2 separate regions of the Homo sapiens genome follow, and region 2 is linked to region 1. The links are chromatin contacts, found by Hi-C in ENCODE. All regions are on one chromosome and are shown on one strand. The core of a region is the stretch at or near the end of the contact, and the rest is flanking DNA. Distances in the headings are between cores, read along the strand shown.

Region 1 (4,078 bases), core at 366-2,865:
GAATCATTTGCATGACCTTGGGGAAGTCATTTTACCTCCGGGGACTTTGGTTTATAAAATGAAGCAGTTGAGCTCGATGGGGTGGTTTTCCAATTTATCTGATGGTGGAGCAACTTCTGAAATTCCCCAATGGTGGAAAACTTTTCTTAGGAACCCAGTATATAAAACAGATAAAACGGGAGCTGCACTTGTTGAAGATCGGGTGAACACAGGGCCAGGAATCCACTCACTCTGGGCACCTTCCCAAACCCCAGACTTCCCAGGGACCCACAGGGCTCCACACAGTGCCGGAGTCGCTGCAGGCCTCCCTCACACACTGCCATATTTCTTACCAGGAGATGGCTCTCTTACCTCATTTCCAAACTGTACTACTTGGAGGAAAAGTTATTGATCAAACTAGTTTGTGGTCTTGCTGAGGAAAAATGCCTTCTGAACTCAGCTGGAGGAAACCACCAGGCAATGTGCCCTCATTGACCCTGCCCTGTGGTTTATAACAATGGGCCACCAGCATCCATGACTGGAGACCCTCCTCCCATTCTGCCATTCTGCCTCCTGAAGAATGCACTCCTAGACTAGCATGGAAGACATGGATCTTTTCTACCCCCAACATCCCAATGAGACCATCCTTAAATCAATGAAGCATAGCACTAAGGTCTGAATGTTTGTGCCTCTACCCCAATTCATATGCAAAATCCTAACCCCCCAGGTGATGGTATCAGCAGATGGGGCCTTTTGAGAGGTGATCAGGTCATGAGGACAGAGCCCTCATGAATGGGACTAGTACCCTTAGAAAAGAGACTGCAGAGAGCTAGCCAGTGCATACCACCATGTGAGGACACATGGAAGGTGTCATCTATGAGGAAGAGGCCCTCACCAGACACTGCTAGTGGCTTGATCTTGGACTTCCCAGCCTCTGGAACTGTGGGAAACAAATGTTTGTTGTTTATAAGCTGCCTCATTTATGGTATTTTTGTTATGCCAGCCCAAATGAAGAAAACAGAATATTTTTTTCTGTTTCAGAAAAAAATTTTCTGAATTTTTTTTCTGTTTCAGGAAAACAGAATAATTTTTAAAATACCTAAATGAGCATTAAAGTAAAATAGGAACAGTCACTTCCAAGATGGTTGGCTACAGTGTTCTTCTCCAACTAACCCTCCCCTTGAGAACAACTAGAAAACTGCATAAAATATTTTCGAAACTCTGCTGAGGGTATCAGAGTGCTCCCAGGGCAGTGAGGACTTGAGGAACCAAAATCAAGAGGAGAAGGGGATCACAGAGAGGGTGCCGGACATTCAGGTCCACTTTCCCTGCTGAAGCATTTGCCAATTCAGAGTGTCGGTGGAGGGGCTGAGAAGCTGAGTAGAACTTTGGGCAGTCTCACAGGGCTGGGGAAACACACCTCAGTGTTCAGGCCCTGCTGTGCAGGAGGCGGCCAGGCAAGCACTCCAGACTTTCAGGTGGGGCAGCGGACGGGATATCCCCAGGCAAAACGCTGAACCAGAAATAGACCCATCTTCACAAAGACCGAAACCAGCTTTGAATCAGCTCATCCAGTCTGGCTTAAGACAATCTGCCCCTGGCCTAAATGCCTGCCAAAAGCAAAAGTAAATCCTCTGCAGGCAGGCGGATAACATCATCTAGTATCTCAGATTATATCAATGATGTTGTATTTAGAATATCTGGTATTCAAAACAGAGAGATAGGTGTGAGACCCAGTTTGGGAACTGGCCCGGGGGTCTGGTTCAGCATATGATTTCTCATGAGGTGGGCAGTTCTTTGCAGAGGGGCCCATGTGATGGTGCTAACAGTGTTAGCTGCGGTGCAGAGGATGGTGTGAGCTGTGCACACTCTCTCATCTTCTCCAAACAACAGCTCGGGTGTCGCTGTTGTGATCTTTCTCATTTCACAGGTGAGAACACAGGCTGGGGGGTCTGACTTATGTCTATCTGACTACATAGCCTGCTTCTCCGCAGGGGCTCTTATTTGTGAATGTTGTGGGGTGACGGGCTCAAGGAAGATACTCACTCTGCGACTTAGCTTCAGGGCCTGGCTTAAGACTTGTTAAAGGAAACACTCATTTATCGGACGTCACATGCAGACAGCTCCTGGGTCTAAGAGGTACAGAGCACCACATCTGCAGGGGCGGCATGTCATACCACTTGGCTGGAGCTCCAGTGTCAACTTGCTGACGGCTGCTAATGCTGAGCAACGGTTGCCCGAACGTGGGACTGAATTCCTCCTCATCTCCTGGGAGGCCGGCATGGAAGGTGAAGCAGATGCCTTCACACCTCTGGGACCATGGACTGGGGGCCCTGCAGTGGGTTTCCCAGGCACGCCCTCAGGGAGTCCAAGCAGAAACCTGGAGCCCCGAGAAAGCTCTCTTGGGAAGTCACTGGGAGCTGCAGGATGTTCTTAGCAAGCACCTCATTCAGAGGGTTTTGAATTGGGCTCCTTGGGCCCTGGAAGTTCTTTGGAGCAATGCGGGGTGGGGCGGGGGAAAGGGGACAGGAGGGCTCGGCCCTGCCCAGCCCCGGATAAGCAGTATGTTTCACCCTGATCTGCTTTTTACATTGATGTTACACATAAGATTTTATTGTTTAAAATGTTTAACTTTTTTTTAATTTAAAAAAAGAGTCCAACTCTTTTTTTAAAAAGCTGCAAGATGGCCTTTCTGATCTAAGCTTATTGGAGAGATGAATATCTCAGGCCCAGTGAGGGTAGCTGATGTCTCCACACACAGAGACAATGGCAGAGCCATGAGCGTGGTTTTTCCCGACGACTTCCCCTGCCCTGAGTCAGGCCTGTAAAGACGGTACTAAAATATACACTGGATGATGTGTGTTGATGCTGAGCCTAGAAGACACGCCAGATTGTCCTCTACCCCAGACAGAAAGTAGTGACAGCCAGGCTCCAGAGGCAGGTATGGGCCAGCTAGTTATGACGGTGTTTTAATAGCAGGGCAGGGTTAAGGTCAGGAAGTTCTCTTCCTCTGAAATAGCTGGCCCCACAGCACAATGCCTGCCGGTCTGATGCCTAGGTCCAAGGCAAGAGGCGGCTTCCTCTTGGCCAGGACCCGCCTGGTCCTCAGCCTCCTTCGCTCTTCCCTTCCCTGAACCCCTTCCCAGAGTGGGGTTGGGGCAGGGGTCACCGACAGAGCCTCTTCTAGTTCTTATTTCCCCTTCCAGAGCCCTCCTCAGAACTCACCGGTGACTGTCAACAAAATGCCCCTAATTTAACTTTGGGAGTAATGAATCAATCTGGGTAAAATACCTATGCATTTTAGGAAGAAGAGAGAGCATTTCGGTGTCTCCTCCATCTTCTGTGAGTCAGGGCCTGCTCAGGTGGCCAGAGCAGGCACCTCAAGGAGAAATGCCTCAGCCCGTGTGGAGGTCACAAATTCCAAAAACATTCTTCTCCCCACAACTTTTTCCCCTTTAATGACACTTGCTATAAATTGCCAGATACTTTAAGTACTTAGGGCTGACTGCTTTTCCTCTTCCCAGCCACCACCCCTTCTGAGGGCAGCCCCGTGTCTTCTCTTCATTTCCATCCCAGCACACCAGCCTGCCACCCGGGCACCACCTTGGATGCTTCAGTCTCCTCACTCCCCACTTCCAGTGTATCGCCCACTCAGAAGTCCTTCTTGAGTCCTTTCCCTCTCCTCCACCCTCCTACCAGGGCTTTAGCTCAGGGGCACCCTCTTTTGCCAGCACACGCCCCTCTCCAGATTGACTGGCAGGTGCCCCCTCCATGGGGCAGAGGTAGATCACCAAGCTCTCATTTGGGCCACGGGCTGGCCTCCCAGCACCTCTGCATCGATGCTCATCCGTTCTGCCCATCACGAGGATACTGACTTCCCCTCCTGTGTGCTGGTATCACGCTTTGCCAGCATACACGACGGCAGAGGACACAGACCTGGACATGACTTCCTGGGTCATATAGACCAACTGGGGAGACCAGCAGCAGCCAGGGAGAAACACACCTGTGCTTTCTCCCTGTGCTCCATCCTCTAGATCAGGAGGCCGGGGTGTCCTTGAGGAGGAGGGAGGCTCAGAGGGCTGAAGGGGACAATTCAGCC
Region 2 (4,558 bases), core at 469-2,968, 650 kb before region 1:
AGGAGGTCAGCCAATGCCACTTTCCAGCTGTTGTATCTTCTTTCCATCCAGCTGGACATTGCTAGATGATATCTGCTGCTTGCAAAGGTGCTGGGAGGCCTTGCTTCCAGGGCTTGGTGGGCACCATGTTACCCAGAGGAGACGGTGCCCAGCCAGCCTCTGCCACATGGGTGACTGGGCACCACCCCTGCTGCTGATGCCACTGGCACTCCCCAGGCAGAGGCAGCTCTGTTCTCTGAAGCCCTCATTGTGCCAGAGCCATATGGGGCCACCGCCGGCCACCTGCCTGCAGGGCCTGACATAGCACTTGAGGGAATTGGCTTTTGGTTTTTCCCACAGAATCCATGAACTCATGGGAGGCTGCGCTGTGAGTCAGAAATGAGAATTAACCCTCCTCTCCATTGCCGGAAGCCCTGTTATTATCCCCCAGCCCCATCTTCCTCATTCCCCGACTTCGCCTCCTCCCCACCTCCTTCAGTCAGAAGTCCTCAACCCGACTCCCTGTGAAGGCCCGTGGGATGGCCTTGGGGGACCTGCACTCTAACACTGGACATGTGCAAATCCTGGGAAGATGCTTACAGTTATCAGCATCCTCTCAAAAGAGGTTCATCACCTGAAAAAGTCAAGGACACTGGCTTCTATAGGATGAGCCAACCAGTTAGGTTGCATCCTCCGGGAAAGGCTCCCAGATAGAGTTATGTGTGCAGAGGGGCTATAGCTGAGTAACTCCTGTGGAGGGGCCAGGGGAGAAGTAAGCCAGCCCCACAGAGAGCTCTGGAGCACAGACCACCCAGGAGAGGAATCCCGTGGTGGGCAGAAATGCCAGGCCTTTGGGCCACTGCCTTGCTCTTATGTGGGCCTGGGCCAGCCCAAGGAGGGCACAGTCCTTTTTGAAAGCTGAAGCTTAGTCTGACGAGCTGTGAGTGGACAGCTGTCAGTAGCCACGCTCCTTGTAGCTGGGCCTGGAATCCTTCCTGGAAGGGGAGTGCGGTGCCTGCTGCATGGCCCTGGGCAGCTGCTGTGCACAGCTGCTGGCGGACCCTCACCAAGGTCCATCAGACCTGCCAAGGCAAACCTGAATCCTATATGTGACTCCATCTAAGCCAAGCTGGGACTCTTCCACTCTTAACTTGGAAAATGTGCATTCCCAGCTGCTAGGTCCTGAACTTGACCTGGGGAAGAGAACGACAAGGCCATGCTTGGGCAGGAGAAGCTAGGTGTAGGCAAGGGAATCTTTACCTTATGAATGGGTTGTATACATGTTGCTTGTTGTTTAGAGAGTGGAATACATTTTGTCCTGGAAATCCTACTATAAATGGGGGGATGCGTACCTGGGCCTTCTTGCAAAAGCCTGTTAAATTCCTAATGATGTTGAAATGGTGGGAAGGGTCATCCAGGGAGGACCTCCACGCCCGCCCATCTCCTCTGGGTTGCCCGGGCAATCCTGCAGGAGCCGAGGCTGGACGCAGCTGACCCCAACAGACAGGAGAAACAAGCCAGCACCACCGGAGAGAACCAGGCTGAAAGGGTGACCCAGGGCTTCCGTGGCCTAGAATGAGAGAGACATCGCATGGCGCAAGGTTCCAAGTAGGGTTCGCGGCGGGGAGGGCCCCTGCCGCAAAGGGACTCAGTGTTGTGCGAGGGAGGTGAAGTCGCTTCTTGATCAGCCGTATTTCTTGCCTACACTTGACACCGTCACCAGCCCAGGCGCCTTTCCGGTCACCCTCACGGAAAGGCTCATCCACGCTGGAAGGAGGGAACCTCCTCGTTAACCTCTAGCATGCCGGTGCCTGCCACCCCAGGGCGCGGGAGCCCGCAGGAGCAGGCGTGTGGACGTCCTGAGAGCTGCCACTAGATGGCGCGTCTGCCCTGCCTACTCAGGAGCCCCGCTCAGGGCACCGGGTGCGGGAGCCCGGCTAATTGCCCTCTAATGAGAAGGCTGCTCCCAAAGTGCCCTCCTCGCAGGGAAAGCCCCAGGCTCCTATCAAAGGGAATGGCTTATTTATCCTCTAACGTGAAGAAACTTCCACACAGCATCAATTAAACACATTAAATGTGACCAGAGTGAGAAAACATCTAAAGGATAGAATATTGAATTGTTGCCACTGACAAATATCAAACCACCCATTCTGGTCTCGGTGGCGTGTACAGTTGACCTTGAACAACACAGGTTTGAACTGTGTGTGTCCAGTTAGAGGTGGACCTTCTTCTGCCTCTGCCACCCCTGAGAAGCGGGACCAACCCCTCCTCTTCCTCCTCCTCCTCAGCCTACTCAGAAGACCACAAGGCTGAAGGCCTTCATGGCGATCCACTTCCACTTAATGAGTAGTCGATATACTTTCTCTTCCTTATGATTTTTTAAATAACAATTTCTTTTCTTTAGCTTACTTTATTGTAAGAATATAGTATATAATACATTAACATACAAAATATGTGTGAATCGACTATTTATGTTATCAATAAGGCTTCCAGTCAACAGTAGGCTATTAGTAGTTCAGTTTGGGGGAGTCAAAAGTTGTATATAGATTTTAAACTGTGTGGGGATTGGCACCCCTAAAGCCTTCATTACTCAAGAGTCAACTGTAGGTGGGCCCTGGGAAGGTTCTCAATTTTTTTTTTTTTTTGAGACAGAGTCTGTTTCTGTCACACAGGCTGGAGTGCGGTGGTATGATTTCAGTTCACTGCAACTTCCGCTTCCAGGATTCAAGCAATTCTCCTGCCTCAGCCTCCGAGAAGCTGTGACTACAGGTGCGTGCCACCATGCCCGGATAATTTTTGTATTTTTAGTGGAGACGGGGTTTCGCCATGTTGGCCAGGCTCGTCTCAAACTCCTGACCTCAAGTGATTCACCAGCCTTGGCCTCCCAAAGTGCTGGAATTAAAGGTGTGAGCCACTGTGCCTGGACGGTTCTCAAATTTTCTGAGATCAGATGGAGTCTGCCCCTCCACCTGGCAGGCTGAAGGCTGGGGCTTGCAGAGATGTGGTGTCTGTTACCCCAGACACTGCAGGTGACCTTGCCTCTTACTAACTTTTCTTATCAGTACCATTTGGACCCTCACACTCATGAGGATGTGGGTGATAATGTGGAGGTTAAATAATATGGTCACTGATGATATTTTCTATACTGTCTGTTTGCAGGGCAGAGTCTTACAGATCTGGACCACAGCAGACCTGAATCAAATAAGAATATGCCCAGATATGGGGTATTCGGGAGCAGATTATGAAACAAGGAAACTGAAGTCCTAAGCAGATCCACAGTTCCAAATTCTGAACCGCTTGAGGCCACATCAGATACAGGATGCTATTATGCTATTAGGGCTGTGGCTTAGTACATTATACAGATGGTGGGGAAAGGCCTGCAGGAGAAAGGCCTACCATTCCTGGATTCCAAAAATAGTGGTCTCCTAAGCAATCGATCTGCTTTTATGTTTAATATTCATCTGTTTCCCTTTCCCAGTTAACTCCTAGAGCCAAACTCACGGCCCACAGGAAGGAACCATATCAACCTGCACGGTGTGCTTTTAATTTCCCTCACCTTGTTCCAGCCTCTATTTTATGTTGCCACTCTTTTCTTTCCTTTCTTTTTTGCTCAGGCTTTTAGTACATATTTAACTTTTATTTTATGTCTCCTCCTCTTCAAACCACCTTAAGTCCTTTTTGGAATAGAGCAGAACACAAATAAAATAGGTGTCAGATACATTCTCTCTGTGACCTTGCATTGGGTCAAAGGACTCATGAATGTGTGTTACCTGTAATCTTTTGTGGAAAAGAGGATTTTAAAATTCTCTGCCAGCCTTCCCAAGTGGTGACATTTTCCTATACTACTTCTTTACTATTTCCTTTAATTTTGATTAACCTTTGACTCAGACACCTCTGACTAGTATCTTCTAGACTTTTCTCTTTTGCATGTAATACACAAAGCCTTCTTTTTTTATTTTCTAATTTCAGAAAGTGTATATTAATTTATTAGAGAACTTAGGTGGCTGATTGAAAAAAAAAGGAGGGAGGTACAGATTTAAACTTTTTTCCATCAAGAGTATTGCAAACCAGCAATACCATTTCATTAGTCTGGCTGGTGCTTTCAAAACCTATCAAGGAACAAGGAGAAAGTCACGGCAGGGTCACTCAAAAATTCATCTATCGCCAGGCGTGGTGGCCCATGCCTGGAATCCCAGCACTTTGCCAGGCCGAGGCAGGCTGATCACTTGAAGTCAGGAGATTGAGACCAGCCTGGCCAACATGGTGAAACCCCGTCTTTACCAAAAAGACAAAAATTAGCCAGGCATGGTGGTGTGAATCTGTAGTTCCAGCTACTCTGGAGGTTGAGGCAGGAGAATTGCTTGAGCCCAGGAGGTGGAGGCTGCAGTGAGCCAAAATCGTGCCACTGCACTCTAGCCTGGAAGACAGAGCAACACCCTGTCTCAGAAAAAAAAGAAAGAAAGAGAGAAAGAGAAAAAGGAAAGAAAGACAGAAAGACAGGAAGGAAGGAAGGAAGGAAGGAAGGAAGGAAGGAAGGAAGGAAGGAAGGAAGGAAGGAAAGGAAATAATCGTCTATCCC

What was found. A loop is a pair of places that touch in the nucleus more often than their neighbours do. Pooled maps may share reads with other maps.
Region 2: a pooled map shows a loop between it and region 1 (4-fold over the local background). The contact joins the promoter of LINC00398 here to the enhancer-like site in region 1. A Hi-C loop is called at or near these places in 6 of 168 maps with a recorded cell type or tissue (K562, PC-3, endothelial cell of hepatic sinusoid and 3 more) and 6 of 50 pooled maps.

What each region holds. Positions count from the first base shown.
Region 1 is chr13:30,155,213-30,159,290 of GRCh38, reverse strand. All of the region lies in intron 1 of LINC00385 (long intergenic non-protein coding RNA 385), which reads right to left. Among named protein-coding and RNA genes, the nearest start is that of LINC00385, 3.5 kb to the right of the region's middle. Within about 2 kb of position 1,615, at least 3 of the 41 ENCODE cell types and tissues checked have a DNase peak (open chromatin) inside an H3K27ac peak, as active enhancers do.
Region 2 is chr13:30,800,366-30,804,923 of GRCh38, reverse strand. LINC00398 (long intergenic non-protein coding RNA 398) reads right to left here and starts at 1,718. Exons shown (of 2, transcript NR_047012.1): 1 at 1,332-1,718. RefSeq lists a silencer at 1,824-1,943.